Regions from separate parts of the Mus musculus genome. Here all the other regions are linked to region 1. The links are chromatin loops, found by intact Hi-C in ENCODE. Cell type or tissue: heart. All regions are shown on one strand. Each heading gives the region's core, and the rest is flanking DNA. Links, peaks and the distances in the headings are about the cores only.

The links. A loop is a pair of places that touch in the nucleus more often than their neighbours do. Peaks named below come from ENCODE experiments on the same cell type or tissue, not always from the same donor. Only the 100,000 strongest peaks of a DNase experiment are listed, where the experiment ranks them.
Region 2: it touches region 1 in a loop (2.2-fold over the local background); 3 of 42 quality-filtered maps call a loop at or near these places.
Region 3: a loop joins it to region 1, with 2.0 times the contacts of the local background. A loop is called at or near these places in 4 of 42 quality-filtered maps.

What each region holds. Positions count from the first base shown.
Region 1 is chr11:121,732,211-121,738,792 of GRCm38, forward strand. No RefSeq gene overlaps it. Among named protein-coding and RNA genes, the nearest start is that of Metrnl, 33 kb to the left of the region's middle. In heart, for the core only: no CTCF peak of the experiment used is centred there; a DNase peak (open chromatin) is centred at 2,831.
Region 2 is chr11:121,473,275-121,479,856 of GRCm38, forward strand. It overlaps Tbcd (tubulin-specific chaperone d), which reads left to right. Exons shown (of 39, transcript NM_029878.4): 7 at 2,265-2,397. Among named protein-coding and RNA genes, the nearest start is that of Tbcd, 25 kb to the left of the region's middle. In heart, for the core only: a CTCF peak has its summit at 2,599 (motif pointing right); no DNase peak of the experiment used is centred there.
Region 3 is chr11:121,805,661-121,812,242 of GRCm38, forward strand. It overlaps Gm12589 (a long non-coding RNA gene), which reads left to right. Exons shown (of 3, transcript XR_389241.2): 3 at 4,268-4,666. Among named protein-coding and RNA genes, the nearest start is that of Gm30338, 14 kb to the left of the region's middle. In heart, for the core only: a CTCF peak has its summit at 2,791 (motif pointing left); a DNase peak (open chromatin) is centred at 2,771.

The DNA of each region.
Region 1 (6,582 bases), core at 1,863-4,362:
CTTCCATGATAACAATGGACTAAACCTCTGAAGGTGTAAGCAAGCCCTCAATTAAAGGCTTTCTTTCACAAGAGTTGCCTTTGTCATGGTGTTTCTTCATAGCATTAGAACACTGACTAAGACAGCCATGCATTGGTAAGTGAGATACTCAGAATGGTTATCCAGCACTAGAGCTATTATTACCTGTGAAAGAAGAGTGATAGAAGCTGAAGAAACCAACTTTCTCATTCCCTCAGATAACAGACATCAGGAGAGAGCTTCCCCTTCTCCAAACATGTTAGCACTTCTGAGGCTTCAAAGATGGTCAGGCAGCTAAGGTCCAGGAAACTGGTCATGGGGTGTTTTCCATCTGAGGAATTAGACTGTCTGGGAACACACTGCATGCTTGTTGGGTCCAGCCCTCTTCACTTATTTGCCCCAACTGGAGCTGACCCTCCTAGTTCAGCTTGTAGAGCCCAGACAAACCATCACTTCCAGCATAATAGGGGAAGAACCTCCTCTAGCCATTGATAGATTTTGCCAGGAACAGCTGGGGATCATTGGACTTGATGAGGAAGCCACACCATCTGTATAATAGCAAATATGATAGTCACCCATGGACATCAGTCAAGGACTACCATGGCATCAGGATGGGACAGATGTATCAGGGCCCTTTGAACCCTTTGGGTTCCATCCTCCTTTGGGTTTGCATCACCCTCACTGCTCACCTGTGCCAGGTCAGTGAGGCTGATTATTCCCACCCTCAAATCTGATTGAGTACTCCTGGCTAAGGGATTGTTTATTGGACCAAGAATGTTGGAAGAAGTCTGGGGACTTGGCACGGGGGATGATGACACTTAAGGCTATATAGTGTATATCGATAACTATGTATTTAGGAAGCATGTGAGTTAGTATGCTTTGCCAAGGCCCAGTTTTGTTTCATTGAAAGCCAAGGTAATAGTGAAGTTCTGAAGCCAGGAAAATATTGCAGGCCTTCAAGAGATGCAGAATACTACATTATCATCTCCTTAGGGGATTAGAGGATACCTTCAGAGGGGATGGACATGATTAGGGGTACCATTGAATGCCCAAGGAGGGAAGGCCATTCCAGGACTAATACTGTCCTGGCCAAACTCAACAATAGTACCTGGCTTGAGACCAAGCAACCAGTGTTGCAGAAGGTGGCAAAGTGGGCCAGGCAGGCTGAATGGCCCTGTTGTGTTATTTGAGATTGAAAGGCCAAACAGTGGCTCAGCTAGAGAAATGAATATCTGATCTTCTGCTCCACTCAGGGGAGAGCCCACTGCCCACTCAGGAGACTTAGGATGCATCCAAGCCCCAGAAAATAGTAGAATGGCCTCACCATCTGTAGGCAATCAGAACTGTCATAAGCCACATTTTTACGCATGTATGTCTGTGCATAAATGGTTGTCTGTGTGTACTCAGTAAGTTATACTGTATATATTCAAATAATTTTAATTATATAAAATATATGTAGCAGGCCAGGTGGTGGCGGCGCATGCCTTTAATCCCAGCACTTGGGAGGCAGAGGCAGGTGGATTTCTGAGTTCGAGGCCAGCTTGGTCTACAGAGTGAGTTCTAGGACAGCCAGGGCTATACAGAGAAACCCTGTCTCAAAAAACCAAATATATATATATACACACACACACACACACACACACACACACACACACACACATATGTAGCAAAAGGTACTATTTAACCCTAGAACTCAATTTTATATCATTAAATATGGGCATACTGTGAAGTCATCGCTATTGTCTGTTTTTAGAACTTTCTGTCTTCTCAACCTGAAACGCTGTCCCCACTGAACACAGACACCCTGGCTCTCCCTCAGTAGCCAGTGCTGTACTTTCCATCTCCATATTCGAATCACACTGGATTTATCCTTCTGTAATGTCCTTAGGACTTATCTGTGTTGCAGTATGTGTTAAGCTCTTTCTTATCACTGAAAATTTTCTTTGAGAACAGCAAAGGGATGGTTTGTTTGGCTCACAGTTTCAGAGGTTTCAGTCCATTAGGGTGGGAAGGTTGTGCTGGAACAGAGCAACTCACCTCTTGGTGGTCAGGAAGCAGAGGGAGCAGCAACAGAGAGAGGCCAGTGAAACACAGATGCCTTAGGAACATCCCCTACCCCCAGGGTTCTACTTCCTCCATTCAGGCTCCACCTAGCAAAAGTTCCTCCCCTTCTCCAATTGTACCCAAATTTTGTCATGTCATAAGACGTGACAACCCCTTCCTGGTCTTAGAGAGGAAACTAGTCTTGCTGAACCTGCTGATTCCTCCCCTGCACATCACACCAAGGCCCTTGTCCTTGCTTGTTTTCACTTTATTTATTTTATATCCTTCAATCCTGCCATCTTCACTGTTAGGTGCAGAAGGTGCTTGCATGTGTGGACCCTGAGTGCTATGACCTCAGGATTGAGGGCTTAGGGCACTCATGTGATGAGTTTAGTGAAATAGGACGGGGTGAAGTACATGCACATGCATGTATGCGTAGCCACGACTAGACTGAGGTTCTGAGATTTCCCTGTGGCCATTCTTTCCCAAATAGACTCAAGTCCCTTATGTTGACTCTCTGGCCTTACCTGCCTCACGCTGTAAGGCTTCTACTGCACCCTCCAGACCACTTCAGACACAGGTATGGGATGATTCAGGAGGCCAGTCTGCCATGTTTCATGTCAGATTCTTCCTTTGAAACTTAGCAAGTCTCATGATAATGAACCAGGGACAGAAGCTGGCTTGCTGCTAATTAGCATTTGACATTCTGCTGTCCCTGCGTGGGGTCATAAAAAGCTTATTCATGTGGCCACCCCCATGGTGATTACATAATCCCTCTGGGAGTTAGGAAGGGAGGGAGGCAAAGGCACATACTGTGAGGCTGGCTTGAGTGAAACTGATGGGATCCTTGGAGGAGGGGACAAGACCAACTGTGTTCCCCAGGGGAACCAGCATATGAGCCAGTGTCTGCCCATGAAGGCCAGTTACTGATGACTCCAGAGCCTAAGATGAGGTCATGCATGCATGTCTGAGGCTGACCAAGACATGTATCCCTGTACTTCCCTTGGGCAAGCCTTCTCTATCTTCTTCTGCCCACTCTGGTAAAAGCTGTATCTTAAGCTCTTAGAGGCCAAGCTCTGGAGGAACTTGTAGGAAGTTTTCAATACTTCAAGTGGGAGCATCTGTTTCTAATTTTGGCAAGATATTGGTCTGAGTTTTCTGTAAAAACTAAACCTACAGTTTTTGCCCATTACTCTCTATTTCAGATGATGAATTACTGGCTATTCCCATGGTGGTGGGTAAAAGAATGGGCAGCTCTGCCCTCTTGAGATGATCTCTTGTCTCAAGCTGTAAGCAGGCCCTTCGGAACATCAGATGCAGGCTTAGCCAGCTGGAAAGTCTCACTGAAGCTCTGTCCTCCCCACCACAGAGTGTCTGCTTCAAGCCTGAACGGGTTAGGCTCATTCAACCTGGTGAGCTGAGAGACTGTCAGAACAACAGTGAGCCTGAAATAAATACTGCCCTTCAGGCAATTAATAACCCACCATGGTTTGTGATATTATTCACAAAGTAGAGAAAGAATGCAGTTCTTGTGCTTTGGAGGGGCTCAGGGATAGAAGCGGTTCTGTTTGCGATATGGTATTGCACTTCCCCGGGGTGACTGGACTTGCAAACACAAGACTTTCTTTTTATTTCTTCCCCAGTGTTGTTAAAGGGAGGTTCTGGGACTTCTGGGTCTCTGAAGGAAGGAGAATTCCTTCAGCTTGTAAGTGAGCCCTACAGGGATAAGAACTTGGCATCACTGTGTCTAGGTTTGAATATGGGTGATGGATTGGATGACGGTCCATGGCTAGCCATCAATATTGATGGAGTAGCTCCTGAACCTGACACACTGGCCCATAGTCATTTCCAGTAGGAATCTTGGAAATATCCTGAGAGGGGACACAAAGCATTTGTGACTTCTGCCCTTCTGTTACATATTCTTTTCTTATTACGTCTTACTATAGGGCTTAGGGAAGTGTTGAGATCAGGGTATGCTCTACTGTGAGTTACTTCATATGATAGAAAACAATGGTTTATCAAGCTGTGCACTGCCGGAGAGGAACCCATTTCACAAGCAGACTGACTCTATTTTGAGGAAGAAAGATGACTGCAGCACCTGGGGATACCCAGGGAACTGCATAATCCCTCAGATGTCATCCATCCTGCACTGGCTAAATATGACGTGTTCCTGGGAATACAAAGAGGACCATCTTATAAGCTTATTGGGAAGATTTTAGACACATGGATGCATTTGAATCATATTGTGGAAATCAAACCCCAAAGGTTGTTGTACATAACAGTTGGAAAGAGTACAATTCTCTCCCCCAGACCTATGAAGCAATAGGCACTTAACCCTGCCATGCTCCAGCACCAACCTGTGACACGATGTCTGTCCTGTGTGTGAAGGACTGAGGGTTACCCCACTTGGTATGGTCCCTGTTATTGACACACAGTCTTCTGCTACCTGCCTGCCTGCCTGTTTGCCCATCTGGACATGGATCTGACCTACTGCTTCCTGATCCTGATCTCTGGTTTGGTCTTGTCACATGTTAGCTGAATTCTGCAGCACTGCTTTCAAACCCAGCTTTAGCAGCTCTGGAAACAGCTCCCTCTCTTACACCGGTCTGCTTTGCTATCTCATCTGTATAGACTTTTTCTCAGCCCACTTCTGAAGCTTCCTGAACTCTGGTATAGCCTCTTTAACTTATACTTGTTTTGTAGCCTGTGTGTGTGTGTGTGTGTGTGTGTGTGTGTGTGTGTGTGCATGTGTGTGTGTGTGCATGTGTGTGTGTAAGAAGATGTATATATGTAATTTACTATGTTCTGTGTGTTTTGTGATATGAGAATTAATATTAAGATTGGGATGAAAAAAACCTGCCTTTTCCTTAGCAAAACTACCAACATGGTAGAATTTTATGATAAATGACTATTATTGAAACTGTTGAACTTTGTGAATTTATTGTTATTCAGTAAATTATGACATTGTAAAAAAGACATAAATATGTTTATCTATTTTTCTGGAATAGTATATTCATGACAGGAGGGGAAGACAACAGAAGACTTCTTCAAATTAATGCCCCAAATAATCACCTCAAGGATTCTCACTCAGAATTCACTTTGGAAATGAGGTGAATGTAGTGGTAGTGCTGGACCCAGGATAGCCAGAAGCAGGGAGGGTCTTGCTTTCCTGCCCCTCTGCTTGGGGTCAGAGTCAGTGCTTTCTCTGTGTGGTGAGCCAGGTCAGTATCCTCATGCCTGAGGACTCATGAACCCAGAGAAGGACATGGAGGCATAAATTGGCCTTTGGTGGTAGAGACAAGCCCTGGGCCCAGGGAACTGTGGCAAGGGTCACCCGAAGGTAGGCCTGACTGGGCCCGATTTCTCCATTCAGTCTCTTGTTTTGTCATAAAACATGAGATGTATGAAAGTCTCAGAGAAGACTTCTCAGGTTTGAAATGTGTCTTCTTCCCAACAGTGAGGAGAGCTGGAGGGCTCTGTGCTGTATTATATCCTGGCCAGCAGTTCAGAGGAGCAGGTGGCCTGGCATGGTTTCCACCTCTGTCACTAGAAGGGTCAGTGGATAGAGCTCTGGCAGGCACCAAAGGGCCCCAGCATCTTTGTCTCCCCTATAGGGGCGTTCCTTCTGGAACGTGGCCTCTCTGACCTGGACAGTTACAGCCCATGGCAGCACTTACTATGCCTTGACTTTGAGGGTCTTTGTGCCTAAGGTATGAGGGTTGGCTCCATGTTCCTTGGGGAATCAGTCCTGTCTAAAAACATCAATGGTGGACAGTGTGACACTTGCCAGGGTTCAGAGGTTCATATCCTAGTTTGTTGACTAACTTCAGATTTTCCTTCCTCCCAGTAAGTACCACCCTCTGAACTGTCTTCTGGGGGAGATAATTAGAGAGGCTTTGGTAAGTCACACAGGACTCTGCTTATACTAGGTACCACCCTCAAGCTGTTCCCCTTTGAACAAGTTGACTGGTTTCTCTGGTCCTCCGTCATGGAAGCCAGGAAGTAGATACCTGTTGTATGTCCCCCTTCACTGTATAACTTCTTCTGCTTCCTGTTCTTTGTGCTAGTGTCCATTTGAATGCTTTCATGGGAACCAGATTTAGGCTCTAAGGCTTGGGGCAGGTGGGGCAGAAGGTAGCTGAGGGGTCTGAGTGATGGGTCTGAGAAGAAGGAAGTTAGAGTCAGCGGGGAGTAATGTGGAGCCTCCACAATGGCTAATTTATCCTCTAACCTATCTACACAGGTCTTTTAGTTGCTGCCCTAGGAACCCAGGGTCCAGGATGCCACCAGCCTTCACCTCCCTGTAGTTTTTATGAGACATGTTTACATGCTTGGGAGACAGCAAAGGTCTGTGACCCAGCAGCAGCTGGAAGGGCCTGTCCTGCAGCTTTGGTAGCTATGGCTTCAGAGTCTGCAGCGATCCTTTCATCTCTTCAGTGCCCTGCAGCCACAGTGTAGCCAGAGTATAGCTAGAGGATGGCTAAATCCTCCGGCAGCTGCCCAGGACTTTACAGCACCGTG
Region 2 (6,582 bases), core at 1,636-4,135, 260 kb before region 1:
ATTCCTTGGCAGCAGCTGGTGTGCAGGTGTGGGTATTGGGATTCCTAAGAGCTTAGTAATGTTCAGTGCTAAAGCTTTCTGGCCTGGGTAGCTTGAGACTCTAGGACTGAAGCTGTGATGGTTCTCAGGAACACTAGAACCTGTAGTTTTTCATTTCTGTCTCTAAATAGCCTCTGTCTGGGAGTCTCAGTTTCCCGCTCTTGTCTTCTCTCTTCTTTTGCTGCCATTCTTGCACCAGCCGTGTGCATGGCCTGTTCCGCTGCCTGTTATTGTGTGATGGCACAGTTAGTTCAAAGGCACCGTCCTTTGTAGATCTAGTGCCTGTTGCTGGAACGTAAGTCGCCAGTCTTACGGCTCTACCTCTTTCATAGTTGACAGTAAATCTGGATGCCCTGCTGCTTTTTACAGCTTGGCCTACCGATGGCTCCGTGTTGCTTTTTCTTTAGCTGTCAAATTGGTAGGTCATAGTAAAGCAAGTGTGCTTACGTTTTTCTAGTGTTGCTATGGGAATAAATCTGTGCATATGAGGCCTGGCAGCATGAAGGTAGATGCAGATACTAGACTGTGTAGGTGCTGCCTAGGGAAAGGATTTGGTCAGCTCCCACTGGAGTGAACAGGTGACACTGAGGTCAGGCAAGAATTGGACCATGTTGTATGGAAATAGGGCTGGAGAGATGGCTCAGCGGGTAAGAGCACTGACTGCTCTTCCAAAGGTCCTGAGTTCAATTCCCAGCAACCACATTATGGCTCACAGCCATTTGTAATGGGATCTGATACCCTCTTCTGGTGTGTCTGAAGACAGCTACAGTATACTCATACAGTAAATAAATAAATGAATGAATGAATGAATGAATGAATGAATAAATAAATAAATAAATAAAAAGGAAATAGGGGATTTAAACCCTTGAGCATGTCTTATGAGGTGTGACCCACAGGAGTTGAGTCTTTAACTCATAGGATGGCGAAGGGCGCCAGCTGTCCACATGTGCTTGGCTGTACATATTCTGGGAGGGGCTGGAGCATCGTATGCTAGTACCAACCAGTATGTGCTGAGAGGGTTTGTTTGTGCAGAGAGTGGATGTAGCTCTAACTGCCTTCTGGACGACTAGGTTTAGGTTCCAGTGTAGATGGTCAGGGCACTAGAGGGCGAGTGGATGTCAGAATCCCAGTGCTGACTCTCCTGTGCCTGGTGCTTCGTATGACTCCCTAATGGGTATTGCATGTGGAATACCCTAAAGTGAACCCCTCTGTTCCCAGGACTCATAGCCTCCCTTCTGGGCATACAGTTCTACTACTCAGAAGGAACTACCTTCTGGCTACCTGCTGGCACAGCCTTGTCCATGCTCCTACATGAGACTAGCCAGGACAGTCATAAACCTGCTACTTGCCTGCTTGGGTCCTTTGGTTCCTGGTCCCTGTACTTATCCCTGCACATTTCCTGTCAGCTCCCCCCTCCCCCTCCCCGACACAGATCTTTCCCACTGGCTGTGCTGTGTCTCTTCTTGTTCAGCTTCTCCTGGGCAAGGCCCCTTGAGATTGTCCTTGAGCTGCCTTTGGGGACGCAGCACCTTCCCTTCCTCCCTTCCTTCTCCTTTCCCCCTCTTTTCCTCCTTCTTCCCCTTACTCTTCTTCCCCTCTCCTTCCCTTCCTTTGTGTGTTTCCTCCCTTATAGGATCTGTCTAGAGTCACTGAGTCAGAGGTCTGGGTTCACATTGTCAGCCAGATGTTGGGTGGAAGGAAACAGGCTTGTGCAACATGAGGTTGTGGTAGAGGAAGGTCCTTGGGTCGGGGTTGGTTGTTGGATTAGGTTGTGGAGGATATATCTTGAGATTAAGGGAGATACTTGGAAGGAGTCAGAGCTGAGAAGCATGTAGATGTTCCCTGGCTGTGGTGGGTTAACGATGCCCATCTATTTGTAAAGCTGGTGGTTAGTTGGGGCCCAGGAGGGAAGGAGGTAGGGTGGTGAGGCCTCTGAGTAACTTTTTGAGAGATCCTGATGGGCAATCAGCTGCTGGGCCATGGTGGTCAGGGATTTGGTTTCTGAGAGAGAGAGAGAGAGAGAGAGAGAGAGAGAGAGAGAGAGAGAGAGAGAGAGAGAGAGAGAGAGAGAGAGAGAGAGATGCAGGCATCTGACCTAACCTGTTCAGGGATCTAAGATGACTGGGAGGAAATGTGTGTGGTGTGTGGTGTGTGGTGGGATGTGGGTGAGCTTTCAGCATTGGAGTCTTACTGAGCATCTCCTGTGTGTTTGCGTTCCCCTGTAGATTTATCACACGTCCCGATGTCAAGCAGAGAAAGATGGCCAGCTTTCTGGACTGGAGCCTTTGCACCTTGGCCCACTCTTCCTTCCAGACCATCGAGGGTGTCATTACCATGGATGGGATGCTGCAGGCCCTGGTGAGCCCTGCCCCGGGACAGCATGTGGAGCTCCAGCACTGTGCCCAAACTGTTGGTTCCATTCACTCTGTGTTTGAATTACGGGAACCTGGTAGGATTAATTTGCATTACAGGGTTGTGGTTTCATTTTCCACTGCTGTGTGCTTAGTGTGTAAGGCTGGACTGGAGTGGTGGCTTCCAGGAGAAAGCTGAAGAACTGTGCTTCACCACTAGAGGGCAGCGGCGCCTGCAGAACTGCAGCCTTTAGTTTTTTTGTCGTAAAGCAGTGAAACCAGCCCAAGTGAAAGAAGGCAGAGGGCTTGAAACCTGTTTGCTTACGTGGGTTACAAAATTTCTAGTTCCCGAGTTTAAATACAGACACTGGGGCCCGTCTGGAGATGCCCACTGTGCCCATCCTTCCTATTGCTGGTCTTCTCTGCTTGTCTGTTGTATGGCTTTTTAGTACTGACAAGGAGAACCACTCTGGTGTGAAATCTCAGAGGACATGGCCCTATTAACAAGGCTAGGAAGCTCCTGGACCAGTATTCCGGAGGTCACAGATGGACCCCCTAAGGCTTTGTTTGGTTTTGATGGTCAGCATTAAGAAGGTCATGGTGCCTCTCCAAGTCTGTCTCTAGGGTTAATGTTTACAAGGTTACAGAGACTCTCTGAGGCCATGGTATTAAGAGTCAGTATTTTGGACGAAGGCATGGATAGCTGTATAAGGCCCTGGTTTCTAGGGTTTGGCATTCTGGAGGGTGCAGATAGCCTTCTGAAACTGTGCGGCTCCAGGGTCAGAAACCTCTTCCTTGTTTTTCTTTGATTACACTGGATGCGATTTGACAGTAGTTCTTGTCCTTGTCTTGAAGGCAAAGGGAGCTGACATGTCACTTAGAAGTAGGATCCTTTGGAGAAGTCTGAAGGCAACCAGTCATACTGAGTTTGGCTTTTTGTACTACTCCTTAATACAGGTCCTGATGCAGGGTGGGAGGTATCAGGGCAGGTGCCAACAGCCCTGGGAAGGGGACATGCAACCTGGGACGGGAAGGCAAGTCGAGGCTCTCTGGACCTACTCCATGTGCCTCTGCAGCTGAATGTGTATCCTGGTTGTGGGGATGAGAAACGGCTGGTGTCTCTTTATTTTCAGTGATATTGCCATTGCCTTTCAGAGGCCTGCCATTCAAAACATGCAAGAGGGAGGCCTGGGAAAATAAAATGTTTCTTAAGACCTGAGCTTCTGCTCTGCTGCTCTCTCTGAAGACTTGGCGGCTCCAGATGGGCGTTAGTTCATTTTGTTAGGTCTACAGAGTTGTATAGCCACCGTTGTCTCTTCTCAGTATGCCATTCCGCATACACACTGCATCATACTCCACAGGCCAGTGGCACTGAGCTCACCTGTCTGGGAGGTGACTTTTATGTAGGATAGGCTCTTTTCCCTGAGCACAGCGTCTGTAGGGTCTGCCCACCCTGTGGCAGGCACGCGTCAGTTCTTCACTACTTTTTCGCAGGCCGAAACTGTTTCATTATGTGACTGTTTTTGACTGTTGTGATTAATGCTACTGGGGAACATAAAATAGGTTTTTAAAAATTTATAATTATTTTGGGTATGTATCAGTAGGTGTTTCTCTATTTGTGTATAGTAATAGATTGTTTTCCTCAGCACATAGAACAACCCCCCCCCTTTTCTTTTTGGTAGTGCTGGGGTGTCAAGCCAAGACCCTTAAACATGACAGGCAAGTACTGAACTATCTATCCTTACCCAGCCCCTGAGAGTTGTTTTTTTTCCCTTTGTTTAACTATAGTATTTTGTTTTTGAAGTTCTTTTTGTTTTTGTTTTGTTTTTTTAATTATAGTTGTGGGGCCCAAGAGATGGCTCACTTGCTGCTTTTCCAGAGGACCCTAGTTCAGTTCCCCGCACCCAAGTTAGGAGGTACATACAGAACACCCTGTAACTAGTTCTGGGCGATCTGGATGTCATCTTTCGGCTTCTGAGAGCACTTACACACACATGTGCGTATACACCCAGATGCACATACATATATCCATAAATAGAAATAAAAAAGTAAAATAGATAAATAAAATAAAAATTAGAAATAAAGAAAAATTATGGTTGCCCCCACTTATCAGTTGTGGTACGCACATGAGCACATACACAAACTAAGTTATTGATGAGATGTGAGGTTCTGCCTATGGTAGATATCTTTGGGGTTTGCAGATTCAGCTGTACAGCCCATACCTTGGGAGGCCTTTGTTCTAGCTGTGGGGAGAGGCAACTACAGAGGTTTTATTGTGATTTCCATTTTGATTGTAGCAGTAGAGGTTAGTGCAAGTTGTGGCTTACCCTGAAAGGTAGTGTGAGGAAGGAAGAGGAAAGAGTGGGGCAGAGGTCACAGTTGATTTATAAATCGTGGTAGGTGTTGTACATTTGTGTTTTAGGTAATTCTGATGAATAGGTAGATAGAAATAGTTTATTTGAAAGATTTGGGTGTAAGTAGGTTCTTAATATTTTTGGCATGAATCTTTAAAATTTTTTTTTTCTTTTTATATTTGCTTATTGCCTGTGTGGAGACCAAAATGCTCTTAATTGTTGAGCCATCTTTTGAGCCCAGCAGCAGCAACAACAATAAAGAGTTCGAAACAACTTATTGAACGTTTTCTGTGTCCCTCATTCGGTTCCAGGGATTGAACTCAGTCTAAACTTGACCAACTGATCTATCTCTGCCTCCCTGCCCGACCTGCTGTCTTCTCTCCACCCATCCATCCCACACCCACCCAGTTCCCACTCCATTTGTTTGTTTGTTTGTTTGAGACAGGGTTTCTCTATGTAGCTGTGACTGTCCTAGAACTCTTGTAGACCAGGCTGGGCTTGAACTCAGAGCTCTATCCACCTGTACCTCCAGAGGGCTTGAATTAAAGGTTTGTGTCACAATACCTGGCTTTCTACCTACTTACTGTGCAGCCTTGGTTTACCTGGGACTTGTAGCCCAGGATGGCCTTGAACTTGTGTTAATATTCCTGCTTCTTCCTCCTGAGTGCTGGATCTCAGGTGTGAGCCAACACCCCCGGCTTGGCCTGAGTCTTGTTGAAAGTTTTCACATCAAGAGAATACAGGAAGGTCTGACAAACCGTAGCTAGAGTCTGTTACTGCATGGTGGTGCTTGAGGGAAGGGTGTTAGACCTGTCTAGCGTGTATATGGGACACATGGGAGGACAGGCACAATTAATCTCAGGGGATTGATTTTAGATGGCTTTTGTTCGGCTGTTTGCATTCTTTCTTGGGTTAGGGACTGTGAGAGGGATCTTGCTTTATAGCTCAGGCTAGCTTCTGTTAGCAAGGGTTATGGGTGTGTCCCACTGGACCTAGCTCAGTCTGCAGTTTTGAGCTACCTGCCAGCCTGGCCCAGGAGTTTTTCTGCTCTACACTTCTTCCTGCCCATGGCAATAGAGATTGTGGCTGGCAGGGTAGACAGGCTTCCTGCTTAGGTGAAGCAGGCTCCTGTGGGAGGTGGTGATAACTTGTGGGCCTTAACTGAGGTCCTGGCCAACGTGCCTGGAGCATTCCGCAGTGACTGCTTTCTGTCTCGTTTTACATTCTTTGCCTTTTTGTTCTTTTTGATCACCTGAGTCTCTGTGTAGTTCCCAAGATTTCTGTTTCTTCTTACTTAGGAGGTGCATGGGGCATAGGTTGTGCTCAGACACTGTAGGGCAGTTGCTGTTCCATTCCTTGCCAGTTTTGCCAGTGGGTTGAGATTCCTTTTAGTGACTTAAACCAGCCAGACATGTGTGCCTTTTATTTGGACATCTTTAAATTCCAGTGTTGAGGAGAGAAATTCTCTTTTTGCTTCCTCCTGAGGTGTAAAAAGGGTTCCCAGAGGCTTAGAAAGTTGAGTCTCCTACACTCCTCCCTCCCCCCCCACCCCCCCCCAGCTGGGTGTGTTGGCAAGGGAGGGGAAGATGAGACCCAGCTCTCTGCCGTTGGGGCAGAGTACTTTGGTGGTTTGGCAACAGCACCTCTGCTCTATCTAGAGAGACTTGCCCCGAGGATGGTGAGCACTTGTCTGACGCAGACAACTGAAATCCTGGGAAGTGGCTGAATGAAACTGCTGTAGACCAACAGCTACGGTGGTCTCATCTCCTAGGGCTCGAGGTGCCTGGCTTGCCACCGCCCTTCCCCCACCCCTCAAGCCTCCGCTCTGGGGCAGCGTT
Region 3 (6,582 bases), core at 1,749-4,248, 73 kb after region 1:
TTACTCATATAGCCTCTATACATGCACACCCATGCATATACACCTGTATGTGCATGCTCAGACAGGACTGTCCCATACATTTGACTATACACGAGCCCATCCATGCTCATGTCCACATACAACTAGATAACACCAGAAGGCTGCTTTCTTCATTCTCTTCAAATGTCTCTAACCTGGCTTTAGGCACCAGCAGGTTTGCATAGGCCATGGCTAAGTAAATTCAGAGCATAGCCTAAGGGCAGGTCCCAGCTCTGTAGTTGGTAGTGTGAGGGCTGAACCAGCATGGTTGGAGCTGGAAGCGTGGGCTCAGTGGAGCCTAGGCTTGGTAATGGTTCCCCCATCCATTCTTTGTGCCAGAGACTTTGTTATGCATCTTCCTAACAAAGCTGTGGGATGGGCATTATTGTCCCTATTACTTAGGTGAGATTAAGAGATTTATTAGGATGAGGTCCTCGGCATTTTTTTATTTATTTTGTTTTGTGGATCCACCTACCACTCACTTCCCTAGCCACCTCTGCATTTTTCCTGATCTGTAGTTCTACCCACTGTGGTCCCTCCTACCCACTCCCTCATCCTCTGCTCTTCTTTATTCTGCTCTGTGGATCTCCCTGCCACTCCTAGATCCTTACTCCACTCTCCTTCAGCCTGCCTAAGCATTGTCTCTTCACCTTAGCCTCCACAGTATATACCTCTTTGCTTAGAGACAAGATAAACATATGTTTGATTTTTGTTTCTGGTTCTTGGCATATCACAATTCACAGTTCTTGAACTCTACAGTGACTAGTATCTTTTAGATACTAATTAAGTGGTCATTTGGGTCTTGGACTCTTGAAAGCTTAGGATAGGTCTGTCTGAAAAGACCAAGCCTTCCTTAGAAGGTTAGTCTCAACTCTACCTTTGAGAAGGGAAGAAAACTGAAAACTGAGTTGATCACTGAAGCCAGATGGTTTAACTGGTATAAATATTTCACCTCCACTTCAGAAAGCCCTCAAGATTCTCCTGAATGAGATTACTGGGTGTCTTAATGTCCTACCTCCCAATGCCAGCCCAAGTACCCTGTCAGATCCCAAGAAGCAGAAAGCCCTAGCTAGGAACACAAGATCAACTGTAGCATTTGAATCTTGGTTATAGGGACTATAATGCACCCTGAGCATGGCCGACCTCTGAGGGACCGGATGGGTGGAGGGAAGTTGGGGTCTTTCTTGTGATGCATCACCTTTGGACTCCAGGAAAGATGTTCATATGGTTTCCACTGAAAATTTTCTGCTGAGTCTGAGCCATTTGGAGGTCAGCATTTCTAGGTCAGTAGGATGACACTGCAGTCCTGGGGTGTAAGGTCACAGGACAGAGGGGCTTTGAGGAAGGGAGGGAGGGAGGCACCATCTCAGCACTGATCAGGTCTAGGACTCTTCTCTGCCTTGTTTGACATATTCTGGGCCAACTTTTTGTCCAGTCCATTTTTACTTACAGTCCTTGGAAAGCCTCTGAAGTACATACCAGCACTTGCTCTGCAAACACTAAGCTACAGGCTCCAAACCACCTCCATCATCCTCATGAAGACTCTTAGGAAGCAACAGACAAATAGGTGGCTCCTTTTTCTTCATAAGGGGCTTCCAAAGGACTGGGTCTTCCTTGGAGTGAACTTTTGGGCAGAATAGTTTACAATTGAATCTGAGATGGGGAGGATACTTTATCTAAGTTGTCAGCAAGCCTCTGGCTCCAGGAGCCCCTTCAGGTGTTGTTTTCCCCCTAATATCTCATGGGAATTCTTAATGGCACCCAAGCTTCCTGCCAGGCTGGGGTGTATCTGAAGAATGAGCAGAAGGGAGGAGGAAGCCGTGCTAGGAGATGGCTCAGTGGGTAAGGACGCATACTTAGTGCCGAACCTGACAACTTGAATTTGATCTCTGCACCACATGGTCAAAGGAGAGAACAGGTCCCCACACATTGTCCTCTGACTTCAACATGCACACTATGAAGTGTGCACATGCATGCACATGCATGCACACATAATAAATAAAAAAGTTGAGAGAAGGGCTAGGTGCCAGCCAGGACCTGCTGTGTACACCACTTTCCAGCACTAAGGGATGGAACCTCACTGAGGGAAGCTCTGCAGGCATATCAGGGTTTGGGGCACTTCACTGAGCAGACACTGTTGCTCCTCATAAAGTGGCTTGCAGCTACATTGTACAGATGAGAGGAAGTTTGTCGAAATATTCGAAAATACACATAACCACAGGACACAGAGAGATCATACCTGACACATGCATGGCAAGAGATACATGCAGAGAAATCTGGCACATGTGTTTATACACAGAACATATCACATCATGGGCATATGCTCACACATTGAAGACATACCACATCACACACATTCTCACATACGGAGGCCTAGTGGACACTGCCCCCGGATGTGGCTTCCAGCAGCAACTGGAATTCCCTGGGCCGACTCCTACCCTCCACTTCTGCCTTTATGAAGCAGGTGCTAGCAGTTGACCAGGCTGTTTAGTGCCTTTTCTACTTGAAGCACTGATTTTCATATGCATGAAGGAAGAGAAAACATACCATTGAAGTAGTGATGGAGGATGACTGAAGTTCCAGCATCCTCTGACACTCTCCCATGGCCACAGCCTTTCTCTGACCCTGGCCCGAGTCCAAACTTTGCAGCTATGAGGAAGATTAAAGGACAATCTTAGCAGCATCCAGCTGTGCAGGAAGAGAAAGAAAAATCATTTGATGAGAACCTGAGCACTGTTTCTCACGCTTCTACAGTGCCACCTGCTGGCTGTTGGTGTTTATTGGTGCTTTTGCCTGCGTACATGTCTGTCAGCCTGAGGGTGTCAGAACCCCTGAAACTGGAGTTTGTCCATCTGTCATCTTCCCAGGCTCAGGTTTCACATCTTACTGTGTCTCATCTGCCTTCATCTCCGAAGAGCTCCTAAACCAGTTGGCACAAGCTTACTGCACTCAGGTCCCACATGGTCTGGAGTGGGAGAACAGGACATGGTCTCCAGAAGAGGCAAAGTTGTGGCCCTAGGCAGTAGATTCATGTAGGAGTGCTAATCTTTAGTGACCTGTGTAGGCTGCTCCACCCTGCTCACTACCCCAGCCTCTCCCTTTGCCTTTCTCTGGTAATGTAGAGTCCATGGAAGGTAAAGTGTCTTCCTTGGGTTTCACCAGAGGCTGTGATCAGGCTTAGCTGTGAGGCAGAGACAGCAGGTTGGACCCCTGTGGGACCAGAGGTACTGCACATACTCTAGGAGGCTGCTGAAATGCTGTGACTTAACTGTAAGCTGTGACTCTTGCTGGAGACACGCACTGCTTCTTTCCCTAGCCACAATTTCCATCTCACTGCTTCACCCTGACCTCATTGCTTGGCCCCAAGCCCTTCCATATGTGGCATCTGGCCTTTCTTGGGTGCCAGGAACATTGTACAGTTCCCCATGACAGTTGGCTTTTGCTGGAGAGTTGTCTGTGGGACTGTCTCCCTAGAGAATGACAGACCAGTACCAGGTCTCCAGATGCATAGACTCAGCTTGATACTATGTTGAGCTGTTTCCATTCATTTCTTTAACCAGTGGAGTCTTTCCAATCACAGGAGAGCTGTCCTCATCGCCTGAAGTGCTTCTTGGAGTAGAAAACCCAGCACTTGCCTATGTGCTAATATTCCCCTGTATACATGACTGGAGAGATGGCTTAGTGATTAAGAGCACTGGCTCCTCTTCCGAAGGACCTGGGTTCAATCCCCAGCACCCTCATGACAGCTCACACATGACTGTAACTCCAGTTTTAGGGGTTCTGACACTCTCACACATGCATGCAGGCAAAGCATCAATGAACAAAAAAAATTTAATTATATTTTAAAAGTCTCACTGGCCAATTGGCTCTGGTTAGACATGGTTACCTGCCAGTATTCTACTCTCAGTTGGCTGGTCCCTGAGAGCATCATCTTACTCTCGCCTGGGAGTCTGTGGCCGGCCCTATTCATTCATTCATTCATTCATTCATTCGTTTGCTGGAATAGACAGTATGATTTTAGAGAACAGATTGATCTATAGATGATAAAACCAAACAAGGACCCTGGAATAAGCAAGACACCATTCCTTATTTGACAGTTTCATTGATTTTTGAACCCAAGTGTTAAAGCTAGATCTCTTTTCTCCCAAGCATGTCATTCCCATACTCTGCTTCACCTGACCCATTCTTTTTCTCTGGGACGTTCTTATATGCAGGGCTTGATTTTTATGTCCTCTTGGTCCCTTCACAGGGTCCTTGCTGACTGAAGGAAGCCTGTCCCGTGCCCTAGCCAAGACTTCATGCCAGAGACACACATGAAGGGGAGTGTGAGAGCCTGCAGCTAGCTGCCTCCTCCATACGGGTGATCAGTGCAACTCTGCTTGATGAAACTTGTGGTTGATTAGGATGCACGAAGAAGGGCGTTGCTGCACAATTCCAAAGCCCAAGGCTGGTAAAGTGTGAAACAGCGAGGTGTTGCTGACTTTGCAGAGTTCGAGGAGGGAGGGAGAGCCACTTCTGAAAGCCCTGATGCTGGGGGCCATGCCCTGGCTGTTCTTCTTTCTGGCTTCTCTTTTGAAGATAAGCCAACTTCGAAGAAGAGATATTTAAGGTGTGGTGTTCAATAAACCATCCCTATATGACTGAGATTGGTGTCTGAGTGGTTTGTGAAGTAGTTCCCAGACCCTAACACTAGGCCTGCGTTAGCAGACAAAGGCTGTAAGCATTGGAGACAACAATTAAAACAGGTGAATAAAAGTTACTTTTAGACTCTAGCACTGTGCCAGCTACCTCACCCAACACTTCATCCAGTCGAGGGGCAAGACTGCTCTCTCACTCTCCCAAGTGCCACAGCTGTCAAGAGGCTGTGCCAGCTCTCCTGTTCTGATGCCCTCCCCTAAGCCTTTGCCACCAGAGCCTGTTCTTTTGTGCTGCCAGGGTGAGACCCAGTGTTCACTCTCCTGAGTGCAGCTGCTGGTGAGGAGAGGGGATAGCACTTTTGCTCTCATGACTCTAGGGCCAGCTCTCCTGGCTACCACAGAAGGCGAGGGGTGAGGTGAGGAGGGCATGAAGGCATCTCCCCCACACCCATGATGCCTCATGACAGACAAATGGCAGGTCCAGTTCTTCTGTGCTCACACCCTTGGGCCAGCTCACCTACACCTCAGTCACCAGGGCTAGCTCAACAGTGCTGCCTAGATGAGGTGCAGGGCCCATACTTCCAAGTGCTGCAGCTGGTGAGAGGCAGGGATTGCTCTCTAGAGTGCCAGAGCTGGTGAGGAGGGGAGCCAGCTCTGCACAGCCCTTGGATATCAACACGGTTCCAAGCAGCAGCCCAAACCAGGAATATCAGTGTTGTCTTAAGTGGTATCGTGAGCCCCACAGACCCAGACATGGCCCTCAGGGGCAGCACAGGCTGGGACTCCATCAAGGCTTCAAGTAGCAGGGTAGGCTACACACATCAGGCTATTCCTTCTCCCCCTTGAGTCTCCAGTTCTGCATCTCTTCGTGATGCTCAGACTGTTCTACTTCTCTTTCTTTTCGCTCTGTGTACCACACGCTTGCACATTGTGGTGGTTCCCGCTGTAAGTGGGCCACACAGCAGCAGGTCTCTGGGCTGCTTCTGCTCACCCAGGTGCATTGTGTTCTCCTTTTTTTAGATTATCTTTGTAGTTATCTTTGTCCAGGTTCATCACAATGAAAAGACCAGAACATTGCCTCACAGTGAAGTGTACCCAGTACCTACCAGGCTGTGTGGACAGTAGCTCACTGGGGTATTTCAGTGGTTGTGTTTTACAGTTACATCCATCTTTTTCCTTACTTTGCTATTTATAAGGTCACTGCTTTAAATTGAACATTGAGATTGGTTGGATGGACATATAGATGGATGGATTTGAGCATGCCCACATATATGTGTGCATTACAGAAAGCAACTGGGATAAGGTAGGGACCCTCTCAAACACTGTGACCTATTTTGCTTTGTTCTTGGGCAGATGCCCCATGATTCCAGATTATTATTTATTAGTATTATTTTTTATTAGTACAGCTTGCATTGTCTCACTAAAGCAGCCCAGTTCTGAGGCTGGTGGGATATGTTTTTTTTTCCTGTTGCACTAGGGACAGAACCTAGGGTCTCCTATATATATATGGGCAAATATTCTACCACTGAGCCACATACTTAGTGATATTTTATATTGTTTATTGCACAAATATTTCCTAAGAGCCTGCTAGGAGAATGCTAATTAAAAAATCTTTATTTCTTATTGTGTTATCCTTATATGTGTATGGAATTCAAGACTGTCCATCAATTTTTAATTCACATCACTAGAATTTAGTGTTTATAATTCAAAACTGTCACTGTTGCCACTTGCTGCATGTTCCTGTTTATATCCTCCCAGGTTGCACTGTGTGCTGTCTGGATATGGGTTTTGACATCGTCAGTTCAGTTGGCAACTGATACTTTTCTTGCTTTGTAAATACAAATTTTTAGTTTTGTCATCACTAACCTTAAATGTTAAAATATCTTTTTATCACTGGACTATTTAAAAATTTTTTTTCATTTAGGCT